Linked DNA regions of Homo sapiens: region 2 is linked to region 1. A link is a loop called in an ENCODE intact Hi-C map of the cell type or tissue named here. Cell type or tissue: ascending aorta. All regions are shown on one strand.

Region 1 (8,000 bases):
GTACGAGCCAGACCTACTTCGGCTCCTAGGGTCCGAGGTGGAATTCCAGTCTTGCAACAGTTGACCGGGAAAACAGCCCCTCCTCTTCTTTCTCCTTCCGAGTTCGCCCTTCCCCCACCTCCTTGTCTTTCCCCGACCGAGCACCAGACTGCAGAATGAGGCAATAATACGGACCAACAAGAAGCCGCCTTATCAATGCCAGCATTAGCGACTGGACTGTTTTTGTTTTTTTGGTTACAATTAGTTCTCATCTCCCTGTCGTCGTCATTGTTATCGTGGTTGCTGATGGGGGTGGAAAGTTGAACTCCATGTCTGAGGACAAGAGGTCCCGGGGGTGGTGGGAGGTGGCGCCGGGGTCCCTTGGACTGGCCTCCTTGTTCATGACCAAGACCAAACCTGGGCCCTGGATGGCCTTGGCCTGTCCCGAGGAGAAATGAGAAAATCCCAGATCTCTGAGCGCCCCCCAACTCCATTCCCCTGTGTTCTTCTGTCTTCTGTAGTATTTATTTTATTAGTATTTAATTTGTATTGTTTCATTGGTTTCTGATAAGTCTGTATCACTGTGACGATTTGAGACAACTTGTTGTATTGAGGGACTTTCTGTACCTCCTTTTCTTTTTCTTTGTTGATGAGCTCTGACAAAGCTATTCCCTGGTGTTTTTTTCCCCCACTGGGGAGGGGGTGAGGTGGAATGGGGTGGGGGAACATGGACTTGTGACTAACGAAGCTGGTTGCTGCTGGCCCAGGGCTGGGGGCTTGGGGGTAAATCCTGAGGCTTTGGTGCTCCCCCACCCACCCATTCCCGCCCTTTGCAGCAGCCCCGCTATCTTGAGATTAGTGTTGACAGGGAGGGGAGGATTGTGAGGTGAGGGGTTAATAAGTTACTCTAATAAAGGAGCGTGGAGAAGGGATCTGAGGGGTGAGGGTGGCCCCCCTCCTCACGCCTTCTTCACTGCCCCCCTCAGAGTGCACAATACGAGTTTGTTCCTGCCTCCACTCTCCCACCCCGTTCTGGCCTCCCTGTCTCAAGATACTGAGCCTCTCACCTCCCAGCCCTCAGCCACCCCCATCCCTGCCCCTTCTGAGACTCACAGCACCCCTTTCCTTCCTCTCCTCCCACCTCCTCCCTCAGCCCCTCATTCTCCTTGGGAATCTGCAGAGGGCTCTGGGACTCACTGCCGGATGTGAAATCCAGGCGTCAGCTGTTTCCTAGGCAAGGGCAGGAAAGTGGTCTCCAGCCCTTGCTCCACTCATGCCTGGGGGCCTGGGGCTGAGTGGTATCCCTACCTGGCCTCCCCCTGGCCTCTGGGCCTCCAGCGCTGGGTTTGTCGAGTGAGAGAGAGAGAGGAGCTTGGGTTGCTTCCCTGTCCCCGCCCCCTCTGTGGCATTGTCCCTCCCACTCTTATTTTTCTACCAATTGCTATTTTTCCGAACAATCCTTGTAGAGTATGTACCATCCAAAGGCAGGAGGGCCTCGCCGTGGCCGGCTCTGGTTGGAGATGGTACAGTTTTATTGTACAGGTGCTAAAACAACAACAACAAAAAAGAAAATGGAAAAAAAAAAGATTAAAAAAAAAAGGAAAAAAAAAAAGCCAGTTTGAGGATGGGACAATCTGTTCTCTAGAGGCTCCTGAGCCATGCGGGAGCATTGGTGGTTATTTTCTTTGTATTGTGTTTGTTCTTTGTTCCTGGGGGGGAAGTTCTCGGCCCCCTTCTGTAGGACTGCTCCCCACCCCCACCATACTGCCCAGTTGGTTTTGAACAGTTGTTTTCCCTTTTTAAGAAAAAAAAATACATATATATATACATATATATATATAAAGTTGAGGGGTTTTGGACTTTAATTTGTTGGTTTTGTTGGGGTTCCTGGTATTGTGTAGTTTATTTCATGTTCTGTTTGCCTTTCCTTTTTTCGCATTTGGGTGTATATTCTGGCTGCCCTTTATGTTTCATTTTAAGCAACTGGCTGTGGAGTCAAAAACACTTGCATACTGAAAAACCTGTGTCAGGGCTTCTGTCTCCCGTCTCTCTTTTTCTCTCCCGTCTCTCTTTTTCTCTCCTCCCCTTTGGGACTTTTTGGTGGTTTCAGAAGGTGGGCATTGTGATTCAGTAAATGGGGAGCCCCCGCCATCCTGCTTTGCAGCTGTGGGTCCCAAGGGGTACGATGAATAAAGGCAAGGTGGAGTGGCTAGTGAACATTGGGTCACGATCTGGAAAGAAAAAGAAAGGGGCAAATCCTGGGGGCGGGGCCAGTGGGGGCAAATGGAGCATCTGGCTCCTGTTGCTTTGGTTTGGGGTTGAAGCAGGTGCCTGGGCAGTCCTTGTTTACATAGGAGTAGCAGGGTTGGAGGAAGTAGCCTTCTCTGTGGTGGCTGTGGGAATAAGCCTCCTTAAGGAAGTCCCCTGCTTGCCCTAGGCCACCCTGCCGAGGTGGCATCTGGCTGCATGGCCTCATCACTGCCCTCACTGTTGTGCCAGTGCTCCCCACCCACGGTGCAGGCCTTCCATGGTTCTGTTTTCCTGCCACCGAGCTACCATGAAGGCAAGATGCCCATCCTGGATTTTGCAGTTTTTCCTCCCACTTCTGAAAAACAGTGGTAGAAGCTATGATTCTTGTGATTGCTGGTTCCAGAATGCACCAGTGACTGAGAGGAAGAGGATGTTCGAGAGGCCTGGGATGAGGCCCTTTGAAGCTCTATTCTCTTAGGGCTTCTCACTGTGGCTTTCGAGTCTGGAGAGCCCTGTTAGAGAGTGTAGAGGCGAAGGGATCTGTGCGTCTGGCTGGCTGGAGTCCAGCCGTCCTCAGGAGTGAACTCTAAGCTGCTGTCTTTGCTCAAGCCTCAGAAGCTTGGCTCGACCCAGGTCCAAGCATCATCCTCTTTGAACCATAGCATTAATCTTCCTCATTGGCCGTCCTCTCCCCACTTTCTGATCCCAAGGCCCTATGCAATAGCCACCTTTGTCAGATTCCCAAACAAGCCCACAGTGGTTCTGAATTCAGGTCGATCCTGTGCTTGGAACTTGCAGTTAAGTCAAGAAATCTGACATGTTGATAGGTTATAAAGCCATGTGGTGAGTATAAGAATTCAACTAGTCCCAGGATGCTATGGGAGCTCAGAAGCATGGGCAAGGGCCCTGGGAACACATCCTAGAAGAGGTGATGCCTAGTTGATACTTTAAAAAGTAGAAATGCAGGAATTAGAGGTGGCAGGGAAGAGTGTTTGAACTGAGAGGACAATCTGAGCAAAGGCTTGGATACAAGGGGAGTTAAAAGCAAAACCAAACAGCAGATTGTTTTATTGCTTTTGGGGTTCTTTGCCCACGGCTTACCTGGAGTCCCACTGCCCTTCTGCCAGGTTGGAAAGATCAAGGCAGGAAGTATGGGCCGTGGCATTAAATCTACATCCCCGGTCAGGATTGGGGTGAGGATGGCTTGGTGGCCTCTTATTAAATGATCTCCCAGTCCTTTTAGTATGGTGTAGAGGAAAGAGCCAGCACCACTCCTAACTACCTAGGCTGACCTTGGGCGAGAACCTAATCTTTCCCAGCCTTAATTGCTCCATCAGCCAAATGGAGGCCAATGTACCCACCTACTGACAGAGCATCACACTGAGGACCATAAAGATCTGTTTAGCCAAAATTAGTTCCTCCTTCATGCCGAGCTCACGAACCTATGGTTAATGAGGGTCTTATCAGAACGCTCTTTGGGCTTGAAAGAGAGGCTCTGTTCAAGTCTTGGTGGGAGGAGGGATAGTCTCCGCATCCCTATTTGGGGTAGGTGGGGTTGGGGGCGGTGGTGAATGGGGCAGTAAACTCCTGCTCGGTCCATACTCTAACCCAATAACCGGGAGGCCTGGTGGGTGTTTAACTGTGTCCTGCCCATGCAAAGACCAGTGTGTGTGTGTTTGGGAAGGGTGGGGTCCGCCCCAGGGGCGTCTGCTCAACTGCTGGGCAGGGGGACGCGAAGTGCTCGGGCCTTCTGGATCCCGCAGCAGGATCCGGGCCGGGGCTCCACTCGTTTCCCTAGCGCTCCGGCTGCCACCGCGCGGGGGTCGGCCGAGCCGCAGCGTCCGGCCTCTGGGGGCGACGTCTTTAGGCCCCGCGCCGGTCCTTGGGAGCCGGGCTCGTGCGGCGGACGGTCAGGTCCCTCCGCTAGCAAACGGCTGTCTGGGGCGCCTCGATCGCTCTCCCGCTTCACGGTAGAAGGCGGCGGCGCGCGAGGGGAGGGGAGGGCAGGCCGGGTGACTGCGACTCCGCGTGCTCACCTGCTGGTCCGCGAGGCTGAGGGAGGGGGCGCCGGGGGCGGGGCCAGAGCGCGGCTGGCCAATGGGGGAGCGCATTCGGCGGCCGGCTAAATTCCCCCTGGAAAGTGAAGGGGGCTGGGGTCGAGGGGAAAGTTCGAAGCTCCGGAGCAGCGGAGGGCTTTGGTGGCGGCCAGAACCATCCGGGGACAGTTGCAGGCGCAGGGGCAAGATCGGGGGACCGGAAGACGCCAGCCGCGGCCGCGGCCGCCTCCGCCAGGGACGGTAGGCCCAACCCTGGCTGCCCCTCCCTTCCCGGGCCCCGCCGGGCCACTCTCCCGCCATCGCTGGCTCGACAGCGCCACCTGCTGGACGTCGGCCTCCACGTCCGGCGCGCCGGGGCCCGAAGTTCTCGGAGGCTGGGACCTCAGTCTGGGAGGGGAAGGAGCTCACTCACCCCAGGTCCAGCGGCTTCAGAGCTGGAGGCAACTGCCTCTTTTGGAGTACAAGATGGGATCAGAAAGGCCTGTGACCGTCAGAATAACTTCTTGTCCCGCCCCACCCACCGGAGCTGACACTTCCACCGCACAGCCCCACCCAGGGGTGAGGAAATAGTGGCGAGGCAGTCCCTGGAAGCGGGCAGCAGCAAAGGGCGGGAGTTCGGGAGTTGCACGTGGCACCTGGTGACAGCAACGCACAGCTGGCAAGCAGCCCTGGGCTCCTCATGGACCCTGTGATCCGGGGATGTCTGTTAACACTCCAGGGGCAAAGGAAGTAGCCGCCTGCAGTGTTATAGGAGCGGGCAGAAAGCTGCCTTAGCTCCCAAGTGTGGATTGTCCTCCTCCCTCTCCTCTTGCCTGCCATAGCATAGGGCAGAAGTCTCAGAATTAAAATCAGGACCAGTTCCTTCTTTCAATAAGCATTTATTAAGAACCTACTGTGTGCTAGGCACTAGGGATATATCAGTGACTAACACACAGTCCCTGTCCTTGAGGAGCTCACAGCCTATTGGCGGGGAACCCTACATAAACACGTAATTAAAGAACTGTACTGTGCTAAGTGCTACCATAAGAGGTATTTACAAAGTGCTGTGAGGTGGCTCAGGGCTGTAATCCCAGCACCTTGGGAGGCTGAGGTGGGCGGATCACTTGAGGTCAAGAGTTCGAGACCAGCCTGGCTAACATGGTGAAACCCGTTCTCTACTAAAAATACAAAAATTAGCCGGGCGTGGTGGCACGCAGCTGTAGTCACAGCTACTTGGGAGGCTGAGGCAGGAGAACCGCTTGAACTCGGGAGGCAGAGGCTGCAGTGACCCAAGATCGCACCACTGCGCTCCAGCCTGGGCAACGGAGGGAGACTCTATCTCAAAAAAATAAAGAAAACAAAGTGCTGTGGGAACCCAGAGGAGGGAGTAACATATCAGCTGCTGGGAGATGAGGGTCATCTCTTGACTCCTGACTCCATTAAACCAAGAAAAGGCAGAGACTTACTGCCACATGACTCTGGTTAAAATGAACCTGTCTCCTGAGGTTCTCCTCTAGCCCTCTCCCATAACTGTATCAGCACAGGTTAATTGGTTTAGCTAGTTTCACACTTGGAGTAGGAAAGAAACTGGACAGGGAAGTTGCTTTAGGGGTAGAGGATGTTCAAAATAGTAACAAATTTTGAGTGCTAAGATGGGGGGGTGGGGTTGGGGATACCATGAGGGCACTGAGCCAGGGAGGGCAGGCCCAGAGCAGTGGAGCACCTGGGGTGAGTGCCTGTGCAGAGGGGAGGTCAGAGGTCACCTACCTCAAAGTTTGGTCCCCATCTCCCACCGGCTCCATCAGTAACCATTACCTTGATCCTTTGTACTGTGCCATGTTACGTGGTTGATACAGTCCCTCCCACTCCTCAAGGAGGTAATGTGCTAATTGGGGACACTAAATAGGTACAGGTCATTGAAGATTTAAGTAACAGTTTGCATTATAATAGATGTCACAGGGTGTTCATGATCAGTTGCTGAAAGAGTGGCAATTGCAATAAGTTTTAAATAACTCACTTAGGACAGACTGGTCTGGGGAGGCAGAGTCCATGAATCGAGTCTTGAAGGAGGGACACAATTTAATTGGTACTAGCAGGATAGGAAGGACATTCTGATTGAGTGGAACCAATCAGATCTTGAAGGATGGATTGTACTTTTTTTCTTTTCTTTTTTTTTTTTTTTTTTTTTGAGACAGTCTTGCTTTGATCACCCAGGTACAATCTCGACTCACTGCAAATTCCACCTCCAGGTTCAAGGGATTCTCTGCCTCAGCCTCCCCAGTAGCTGGGATTATAGGTGCGTGCCACCAAGCCCGGTTAATTTTTGTATTTTTAGTAGAGATGGGGTTTCGCCATATTGGCCATGTTGGTCTCCAACTCCTGACCTCAGGTGATCCGCCCACCTCAGCTTCCCAAAGTGCTGGGATCACAGGCGTGAGCCACTGTGCCTGGCTGTGGATGGATTTTCTTTCTTTCCTTTTCGTTTCTTTTTTTTTTTTTTTTTTTTTTCAAGATGGAGTCTCACTCTGTCGCCAGGCTGGAGTGCAGTGGCGCGATCTCGGCTCATTGCAACCTCTGCCTCCCGGGTTGAAGTGTTTCTCCTGCCTCAGCCTCCCGAGTAGCTGGGACTACAGGCACACACCACCATGCCCAGCTAATTTTTGTATTTTTAGTGGAGACGGGGTTTCACCATGTTGGCCAGGATGATCTCGATCTCTTGACCTCGTGATCTGCCTGCCTCGGCCTCACAAAGTGCTCGGATTACAGGCATGAGCCACCGCGCATGGCCAATGGATTGTATTTCTAAAGGAAAAGATACATAGAAGGGAAGAATATTCATTAAGAAAACACAGGAGTGTGTAAATAATGTTGAGTTTGTCTGTATTGCCTAGAGCAGGTAAAAGATAAATGGAGGATCTTGGTTTCCAGGTTTAAAATGCTTAGAATATATGTAGTAGATAATAAGAGCAAAAGCACAGAGTTTGGAAATTGTAAACAGAGGCATGTTCACAGGCCAGCAAATCCATCAGTTTGACTGGAGCAGTGCCTTGGGGTATGAGTGGTGGCAGAAGGAGCAGGGTGAGTTGACTGGGGAAGTCAGTTAAGACCCAAAGGTGAAGGGTCTTGATGGCAGGCCAAGGACTTGGGGCTTTGTCCTGAAGACAGGGCTGATGCTAAGCTTAAAATACTTCCGGAGCTACTGCCCTGAGCCCAAGTGCTCCCCCATCCCTATTCCAGGACCCCTGGACTGGCTTCAGCAACGAAAGGGCTAAGTTTAGAAAGGATTAGAGATTAAGTATTTTGAGTATCACCCCTACCTGTAGGCCAGGAGGAGTCAGTGAGGGCTTTTTATCAAAGGGCAAATGGGAGGGGTTGAGACAGATCACGCTGGGAGCCCCTGTGTGTCTTGGGTAGTTTGAACTAGGGTGGAGGCTTCTGGGAATGTGGAAGAAAGGCGAGGTTTTACGGACATTGCAAACCACAAGCTGGACTTCGGGAGACGGGAGAGGGGGATGGGGGTGAAGTGAAGGCAACGATCAGACAGCTCTGAAATTTCAAATTTAAGAGGTCAGGAAAACAGTGGCACCATTAACAGAAATAGGCAAGTCGTGACGGCCTTTTTGTTTGCTTGATTTTTATTATTATTATTATTATTATTATTATTATTATTATTATACTTTAAGTTCTGGGATACATGTGCAGAACGTGCAGGTTTGTTACATAGGTATACATGTG
Region 2 (8,000 bases), 130 kb before region 1:
GCTAAGTGGGCCGGGCATGGTGGTTCACACCTGTAATCCCAGCACTTTGGGAGGCCAAGGCGGGTGGATCACAAGGTCAGGAGATCGAGACCATCCTAACACAGTGAAACCCCATCTCTACTAAAAAAAAAAATACAAAAAAAAATTAGCCAGGCATGGTGGCAGGCCCCTGTAGTCCCAGCTACTAGGGAGGCTGAGGCAGGAGAATGGTGTGAACCTGGGAGGCGGAGCTTGCAGTGAGCCGAGATCACGCCACTGCACTCCAGCCTGGGAGACAGAGCGAGACTCCATCTCAAAAAAAAAAAAAAAAAAAAAAAAAAGATGAAACTAAGTGTAACGGCCTGGTAGAGTTCAGGATTCGGGTTCCTTAAAACATCAATCCTGGCCAGGCGCGGTGGCTCACGCCTGTAATCCCAGCACTTTGGGAGGCTGAGGCGGGTGGATCACGAGGTCAGGAGATCAAGACATCCTGGCTAACACGGTGAAACCCCGTCTCTACTAAAAATACAAAAAATTAGCCGGGCGTGGTGGTGGGCACCTGTAGTCCCAGCTACTCGGGAGGCTGAGGCAGGAGAATGGCGTGAACCCAGGAGGCAGAGCTTGCAGTGAGCGGAGATCGTGCCACTGCACTCCAGCCTGGGCGACAGAGCGAGACTCCGTCTCAAAAAACAAAAAAAAAATATCAATCCTAAGAGAGGGAAGGAGGAGACTGAAAGCATAAAGAGGGTAGAAAAGTCATAAAATCCACAGGGATACACAATGGTCTGGATTCTTGCAGTCACAGTGTTACATAGGAAAGCTCACTCTGGGACAACAGCCCTGGAGCTCCTGTAGCTAGATAGGGACAGTGTCACTTGTAATCCCAGCTACTTGGTAGGCAGAGGTTGCAGTGAGCAGAGATCACCCCACTGCACTCCAGCCTGGGCCACAGAGTGAGACTCTGTCTCAAAAAAAAGAAAAACAAAGATGGGCAGTGTCAGGGTGGTTTTTCAGACCCTGAATTGTTGAATAGATGGGGGATCCAGAGCCAACTCAGGCCCCCCTACTCCCAAATGTCATCAAACAGATTGAATTCCTAAGGGCAGATGGGAGCAATGGGACGCCTTGACCTCTCAGTCTCTTCACTTGCAGTCATCATGTGGAACCGTGGCCTGTACCAAAACAGTACCTGATGAAAGCTGCCATTACAGTATACAACTGCACCCCAGGCCTGCCTCATACCAAATCATTCTCCTTCCTTTCCAGGTACGAGTGCTTCCATATCCATTTACCCACCATTGGCAATTTGAAAGGACCATCCAGACCCCCATAGGATCCACATGGAACACCCAGAGGGCTTTCCAAAAGCTGACTACTCCCAAGGTCGTCACCAAGCCAGGCCATATCATTAACCCCATAAAAGCAGAAGACGTGGGCTACCGGTCTTCCTCAAGGTCGGACCTGTCTGTCATACAGAGGAATCCAAAACGAATCACCACACGTCACAAAAAACAGCTGAAGAAATGCTCTGTAGATTGAGTTGCTGGAGGAGTGACAGCCAGGAGCCCTGACTTCACTTCCTTTGGTCCAGTTTTACTCTGATACAGGGTGGATTCCAAAACTGGCTCAGTACATTGCATGTAGTTAAGCCACATTTTAAAAATAAAGGCATTTTTTAATCTATTTACCTGGAGTATATGTTGCATTGTCCCCCAGTGGGATCATTTCGTTCAAGTCAGACACCTTTGGACTCTACAGCATTGCATTTCTCGAGTTGCACTTGTCAGGGCCACCTCCTTTTCTTACCAAGGATTATGTAGTTGGTCCTAAATCGAAATGGAGAAAGTTAACTGTAGTCTGTAACCTTAAATATATCACATCAGATATGATCCACCATTAATAACTGCCAACTTGAAGAGACAGGGTTAATAATGATAAAATATTGTATATTTTAACCTCTGAACCTAGAAAGAGGATGTACAAACTGCAATTGGATTCTGCCCTAGACTGATCCTAAGACCAGGACGGTGCCGAAGCTGGGTTCTGTCCCCACAAGTCTAGCCACAGCCATTTTTTTCACATGTGTGAGCTTCCCAGCTTGTACAGGCTGCTGTCTACAATATCTCATATATAACCTTCTACTTATTTTCTCATAAGAAGACCAGGAGGTTTGACCCTTATTTTGTAGATAAAGGTAGATGTGATTTCAGAAGTAAACCTCTATTGCCTTTCCTTCCTAACTCAGGGCCCACTCCTCACCATTGATTGAAAGTGTAGTTTATTCAAGCATTGCTTTGCTATATGACAGTTCACATGGGCTTCTCAGCTCTGAGGAACTTGGCCTGGCTTTGGATGGCAAGAAATATACGGAAAGAGCCCCTGCAGCTGAGTTTCCTAACAAGGAATTTGGGAAACCCCTCTGATTCCAAAATGACACCACTACTGCACCTTGCCTCCTACCTTGGAGATTCAGTCCTATCCCCAGTATTCTTAGACCACAGTGGGTTCATTTTTGTGTCACAGGCCCCTCTAAAAATATGTTGAACGTTATGAACCGTCTCCAGAAAAATGTGCACACACACACATTTGTATGGCATTTTACATACAGTTTCAGGGGTTTTCAAGACATTTGGAATCCCTGGGCCAAAAGCTGTACCACTCCAAGTTTTCTTTTGCAATCCCCCCAACAGATACGGCCTTCTGAGCACACCACTCTCCAAATCAGTTCCAAAACGTTTAGACCTCAATGGTAGCTAGTCCCAGTTATCTTTATAAGAGAAAATTTTCAGAATAGAGCGTGCATCTAGTGTTACACATTAAACTGAAGTGAAAAGCCAAAGGATAAATTTATATGAATTCCCCAGTGGGGTCCCCTGTGGCCCCCTACTATTGCTCATCCTCTTAAGAAACAACCTGGGACTGGGAAGGTAAGGGAAATGAGTATGTTGAGCAGTGTTCAGTGCCCAAAAGGCATGCTTAAGTATCCATTGGCTTGAGATTATCCACGATCCACTCGCTGGTTGACACTTAAGTCAGTAGCCAGTGGTAGGGGATGCGGGAGCCCTGCCCACTCCTGCCTCCGTTTAAGAGACCACAACATTCTCTTGCACTCTTTTGAGCACAAAGCTGCTACCTCCGTCCCACCCACCCCCCAAATTGAGGCGCCCAATCAAGTGTCCCCGGTAAATGGCCAATCCCCGTCTACTTTCCCCGGACCCTCTTCAGCTCCGTTTGCTCCCCACTACCCAGGAGTGATGCAAGCCACCCCATCCTTCAAAGGAGAAGGCAGGTGCCAGAGCGTGCTATAAACGACGCCCATTCCCAGCCTTCCAAGCCCCCAAACAGATTCGATTGTTGTTTCGTGGGGCTTTTTTTTCTTTTCTTCCTCCGAACCTCCGAAGTGTTCTCCCTTCCCATTGGCCGAAGCTGCCCCTTGACGCCACCCTGGCCTTGCTCGCTGATTGGTCCACTCTGGATGTGCCCAAGCCTTTTTCCCAGGGTGTGGCGCCCCCCCGCCCCCAACAGGGTTCTGACCCCTGGCTCCTCCCTTCCCCCCAAGCCCCCCTCTCTGTTCCGAATGGTTCCGCCCTGGCTCGGCTCCCCCACGGCCCAGGCCGCTGCCCTTAGGGCCCCCGGACGGGGCGGGGCACGCTGGGGACGGGCAGAGGGCGGTGGTGGCGCCTTCCTGCCGAGTCCGAGGCCGCCCCCGCCACCCTTCTCTAATCCTTGTAGGTCCCACTTTCCCCTGGGCAGTTCTCCTCCTGCATCGGTAGCCCCGTCCCGTCTGTGCAGCCCCCACCGTGGTCTTTGGGTCATCTCGAAGAGCTGCGTTAAATCCCTGCCCTCAGCGCTGCACACACGCCCATCCGCCTCCACCCTCGGGTCCCCGCACCACCCCCTTTTCCCGTGTCGGCTCCCCCTTCCCCTCCCGAGACCGCGGAAGCTCCGACCCCCTTCCCTCGCTGACTGTCCATCCCCAGGACCCCCGTCCCTGTGTGTGGCCAGTCCCAGCGGCCTCTCCTTCGCGGCCTCCCTTCGCCTTCGTGGCCAGCGTGGTGGAGCACTCCCGCCCCCCTTTTCTCCGTACCCCCGCGCTCCCTTATGTTGTCCCTTCTTGTCCCTCTCTAAGTCCCTCCCACACTATGCCCCCCCGCGGTACACACACACCCCTCCCCGCGAGGCGTCCCCCGGCGCCCCTCCCCTACCCCCGCTCGTCTATGCCCCTCCCACCCACCCCGTCCTTTTGTCTCCTCTTTGGTCTCTAAGTCCCCCGCCCCTCCCTCGCTCCCGCCCTCACTCCCCCGAGCACGCTCTTATCTTCCCCAGGTCCCAGCGCCCCGCCCCGCGGCCGCGCCCCGCGGCCCCCTCCCTTCCGCGGCCCCGTCTCCGCCCTCCGCGCTCCGCCCTCCCCCCCGCGGCTCCTGCCCGCCAGCCCGGCCGGCCTCCGGTTCCCGGGTCGCTCCTCCTGCGGCAGCCGCCGCTCCCCGACCCACCCTTCCCGGGCCGGCGGCTCGCGTTCCCGCGCGGTCTCCCCACACACGCACTCCCGCCGCCCCGCTCCGCTCGCTCGCTCGCCGAGGCCCTGCAGCGGCCCGGCCCAGCGCAGCGCGCAGCCCGCAGCCCGTCCTCGGGGAGCCTCGGCGCCCCGTGGCCGCAGGCACCTCGCGGACAGGCGGGCTGGCGGCCCGGGAGCGCGAACCCGAGCCGGGCTGGGTGTCCCTCGCCCAGCCTGGCCCTCGGAAGCCTCGCGGGGCGCAGGGGCCCGTCGGAAATGTTTGGGGGACGGGCCGGCCGCGGTTCCTCCCGCAGCCCAGGCCGGGCCGGCGCGTCCCGGGGAGTCGCCGCGACCTTATCTCCGAGGATGACTTGATCCGGAGCCTCCTCCCGGCTCCCGCCCCAAACCTGTGCCACCAACGCGCGAAGCGCAGCTGAGACTCGCGGCTGGCGGGAGGAGGGCGGGGGACTGTCCTGAAAATGCCCAAGCCGTGAGGGATCCTAAGCCGACCGTCAGACCCGGAGAGGCGAGGTCTAGTGACACGTCCCTGCCACCCAGGGAAAGAGGGCGAGCCCACGCCAAGCGCCACGGATCCCTGCCTCTCCGCCCAGGGTTCTCCCCACTACGCATTGCAGAGCCCTTGGATAGACCTCGCCGGACCCAGAGTGAGGGACGTGGCTCAAGTCGACAGAACACCCAGCCACCCACCCACATGCCAATAGACACTTTTAAAAAGTCTGATCGGGTCGGGCTCGGTGGCTCACGCCTGTACTCCCAACACTTTGGGAGGTCGAGGTGGGCGGGTCACGGGAGGTCAGGAGTTCGAGACCACCCTGACCAACATGGCGAAACCCCATCTCTACTAAAAATACAAAAATTAGCCGGGCGTGGTGGTGGGCGCCTGTAGTCCCAGCTACTCGGGAGGCTGAGGCATGAGAATCGCTTGAACCCAGGAGGTGTAGGTTCCAGTGAGCCAAAATCGCGCCACTGCACTCCAGCCTGGGCAACAGAGTGAGACTCTGTCTCAAAAAAAAAAAAAAAAAAAAAGAATAAAAAGTCTTCGATGATGCCCAAGTTGACCGTGTTTCCTCGCCCGAACCTCTTCTCCCAAGCCCTCACTCAGTCTTACCTACTTACCCACCAGACTGGAAGCTCTTTGAAGGGGTTCCTGTTTGTTGCAGTGGCTCACTCAATGGATCCCTTGTGATTGGTGGACAAGTGGATGTATTTGTTAACTGCTCGCCTTTGGGATCTGTGTCATTGTGTGACTTAAGGTTGTAAACTCGGGAGGGCCAGGACCGGGTGGGGATTACTAGCTCGTGCCAGGCACAGCATGATACCCAAAGGGATGGGCCATCAATGCTTTTTGAGACTGATGTAACTAATTATGCAGGAGGCAGATGCCTACCTCTTGGTCCCCAGAACTGCCAGTTCCAGGGCTAAGTCTGAGTGAGGAAGAAACGAAGGAGCTGTCTTAGCTCATCCCTAATGGGAGGCCGACTCGCTGGGACTAGATATGGCTGCAGTCACCACACGAACACACCGGGTGACGTGACTTTCTAGTACTAGGAATACTTTGCAGGGAGCCAGAAACTCGACTTTAACTCCAGTTTGCAACTGGAGCTGGGAGGCAGAAAGTAGCCAGGTTTTTCTCAGTGTGAAGCAAACTGTCCCGTGTAAGGATCAAACCTGTAGTTCTTCATCCATTACCCCAAGGTCGACCTGAAGCCCGATCTGTCAGAAGAGGGAGGCTGCAAACAAACTGGACCTGAGGTCAACAGCACTTACCCCAGGGGCCGGGGGGTGGGGGGTGGACAGTGGAAGCACTCCTTCCTCCCATTTACGGATGCAAGATTCACCCTGTACTTTGCAGCTCATTTGTAACCTGGTCGCTTTAGAGTTGGTCCAGCTCCCTGCCCACCTCACACCTCCACCCCCAGCCAGACGGGTCCTCTCTGTCCTTCCTCAGCCCTACACTGTCTTCGCCCAAGTCAGCCTGCTCTAAATGGACAAGGTCAGTGATCCAAGCAGAAACTGAAATAGTAACAATCGGACAGTGTCAAGAGACTCCGGCAGAGATGCCTCGGAGCGCCCGGCCTCCTCCTCTGCCTTGGCACAGATGTTCTTATTGTCCTGGAAAGAAATACCAAATTCCCTCCCCAAGCGTGAAGCGAGGATACTCTGGGACTTAGCCTCCAAGGACAGAGTCGCCTTCCCAGCCCAGTTCCCCTGCCCCCTAATCAGACTGAGATAGTCACCATCCCTCTTCCCCATCCTAGCCAAGACTTCTCCCCCTCACCAAGGAGATTATGGGGAGTGGGGCTGGAGCTGCATGAGAAGATTGCTAAACTGTTCTACAGTCCTCTTTAGGGACTGTTAGCACATCAAAATACATATTTGGAAAATGCTCACAATTAACACTGGGAGAAAAACAGTAAACACAGTGTCACTTTGCCAGGCTCAACAGTTTTGTTTTGTTTTGTTTAAATGCTAATGGCCTCAAATGGGGAGCAGCATCCATCAGTTAAATAAACAAGCCATTAGACTGAGACTAGAAGTGTCAACACATGACTAATCTACTAATTGGGAGAAGGCATGGTGTAGTGAGGAGCAAGGCAGCAAAGCATGCTGGAGGCTGTGGAGTGGACTTGCTTACACGCAGAAGCACGTGGGGTTGGAGCCAACGAGACCTGAGTTTGAGTCCTGCCTCGATCAGTTGTCAGCTGTGTGGCCTTCAGTGAGTTATTTCATTTTCCTGAGCCGCTGTTTCACATTCTGTGAAATAGGGACATTAATAGTACCTACACCACAGGGTTGTTATAGGAATGAACTGAGATAATACAAGTTCTTGGTGCGATGTAGGAGCCTGCCACATCGTAAGTGTTTGATGTCTGTTGGCTGTTATTGATCATAATAAAATACCTTGTGTACAGTAGACTCAAAAAATAGATAAAAAAATGACTTGTGGTCGCTAGATATTAGCAATAAAATGGTGAACATGGTCTCTAGACCCCCTACCAAAAACAACTGGCAAAGGGGATGCTTTTGGTGGGTTAATTCCAACTTCTTCAGGCCATCCCTTTAACCTGGAATTCACTCCAGCTCTTAAGGATGGACTGTCCTGCCTGAGGGTTGCTGGGCTCTGGGGTCTGCTCTCCTGGCACCTGCCTAAGAGGCCTGGGTTAAGCTAGCCCTCCCAGGTGGGGACCAGCCAGGTACAATGCTGAGCATCCTTCCACAGCCAGCCAGGCCCATTCTGGCAGAGTACTGCAGGCTGTTCTTGGTTGCCCTCCTTCCTGTTGTGGTGATCACAATATTGAGAGGGGCCAGACTGTGGAAGAAGGGAAGCAGGGAGAGGCACACAGGACTCCCAGGAGAAATAACTGTGACCTAGACGAAGTCCTTGGTCTTTGCTGCCTTGCCCCACCTTCTTTGAAGCCCCATGTCCTCCCAGTCACCTGCTAAGAAGGCCTGTTTTCAACCAAATGGAGTCTTCCTCTTCACTTGCCAGCCCTACACTCCTTCA

Evidence for each region. Hi-C counts contacts between places; a loop is a spot of excess contacts. Peaks named below come from ENCODE experiments on the same cell type or tissue, not always from the same donor. Only the 100,000 strongest peaks of a DNase experiment are listed, where the experiment ranks them.
Region 2: it touches region 1 in a loop (13-fold over the local background); 82 of 110 quality-filtered maps call a loop at or near these places.

Annotation. Positions count from the first base shown.
Region 1 is chrX:130,056,073-130,064,072 of GRCh38, forward strand. It overlaps BCORL1 (BCL6 corepressor like 1), which reads left to right. Exons shown (of 14, transcript NM_001379451.1): 14 at 1-1,999. The coding sequence ends at 64. ELF4 (E74 like ETS transcription factor 4) reads right to left here. Exons shown (of 9, transcript NM_001421.4): 9 at 7,883-8,000. Among named protein-coding and RNA genes, the nearest start is that of ELF4, 50 kb to the right of the region's middle. RefSeq lists silencers at 4,157-4,416, 4,437-4,736, 4,757-4,826. In ascending aorta, a CTCF peak has its summit at 4,625 (motif pointing left); DNase peaks (open chromatin) are centred at 4,269 and 4,609; H3K4me3 peaks cover 1,303 bases; H3K27ac peaks cover 1,772 bases.
Region 2 is chrX:129,928,091-129,936,090 of GRCh38, forward strand. It overlaps UTP14A (UTP14A small subunit processome component), which reads left to right. Exons shown (of 15, transcript NM_006649.4): 15 at 1,246-1,662. The coding sequence ends at 1,518. LOC105373335 (a long non-coding RNA gene) reads right to left here and starts at 5,683. Exons shown (of 3, transcript NR_188631.1): 1 at 5,604-5,683; 2 at 1,668-1,805. RefSeq lists an enhancer at 3,153-3,272 and silencers at 3,513-3,752, 3,823-3,912, 3,993-4,072, 4,083-4,242, 4,273-4,742. In ascending aorta, no CTCF peak of the experiment used is centred here; DNase peaks (open chromatin) are centred at 3,551, 4,201 and 4,996; H3K4me3 peaks cover 2,558 bases; H3K27ac peaks cover 2,288 bases.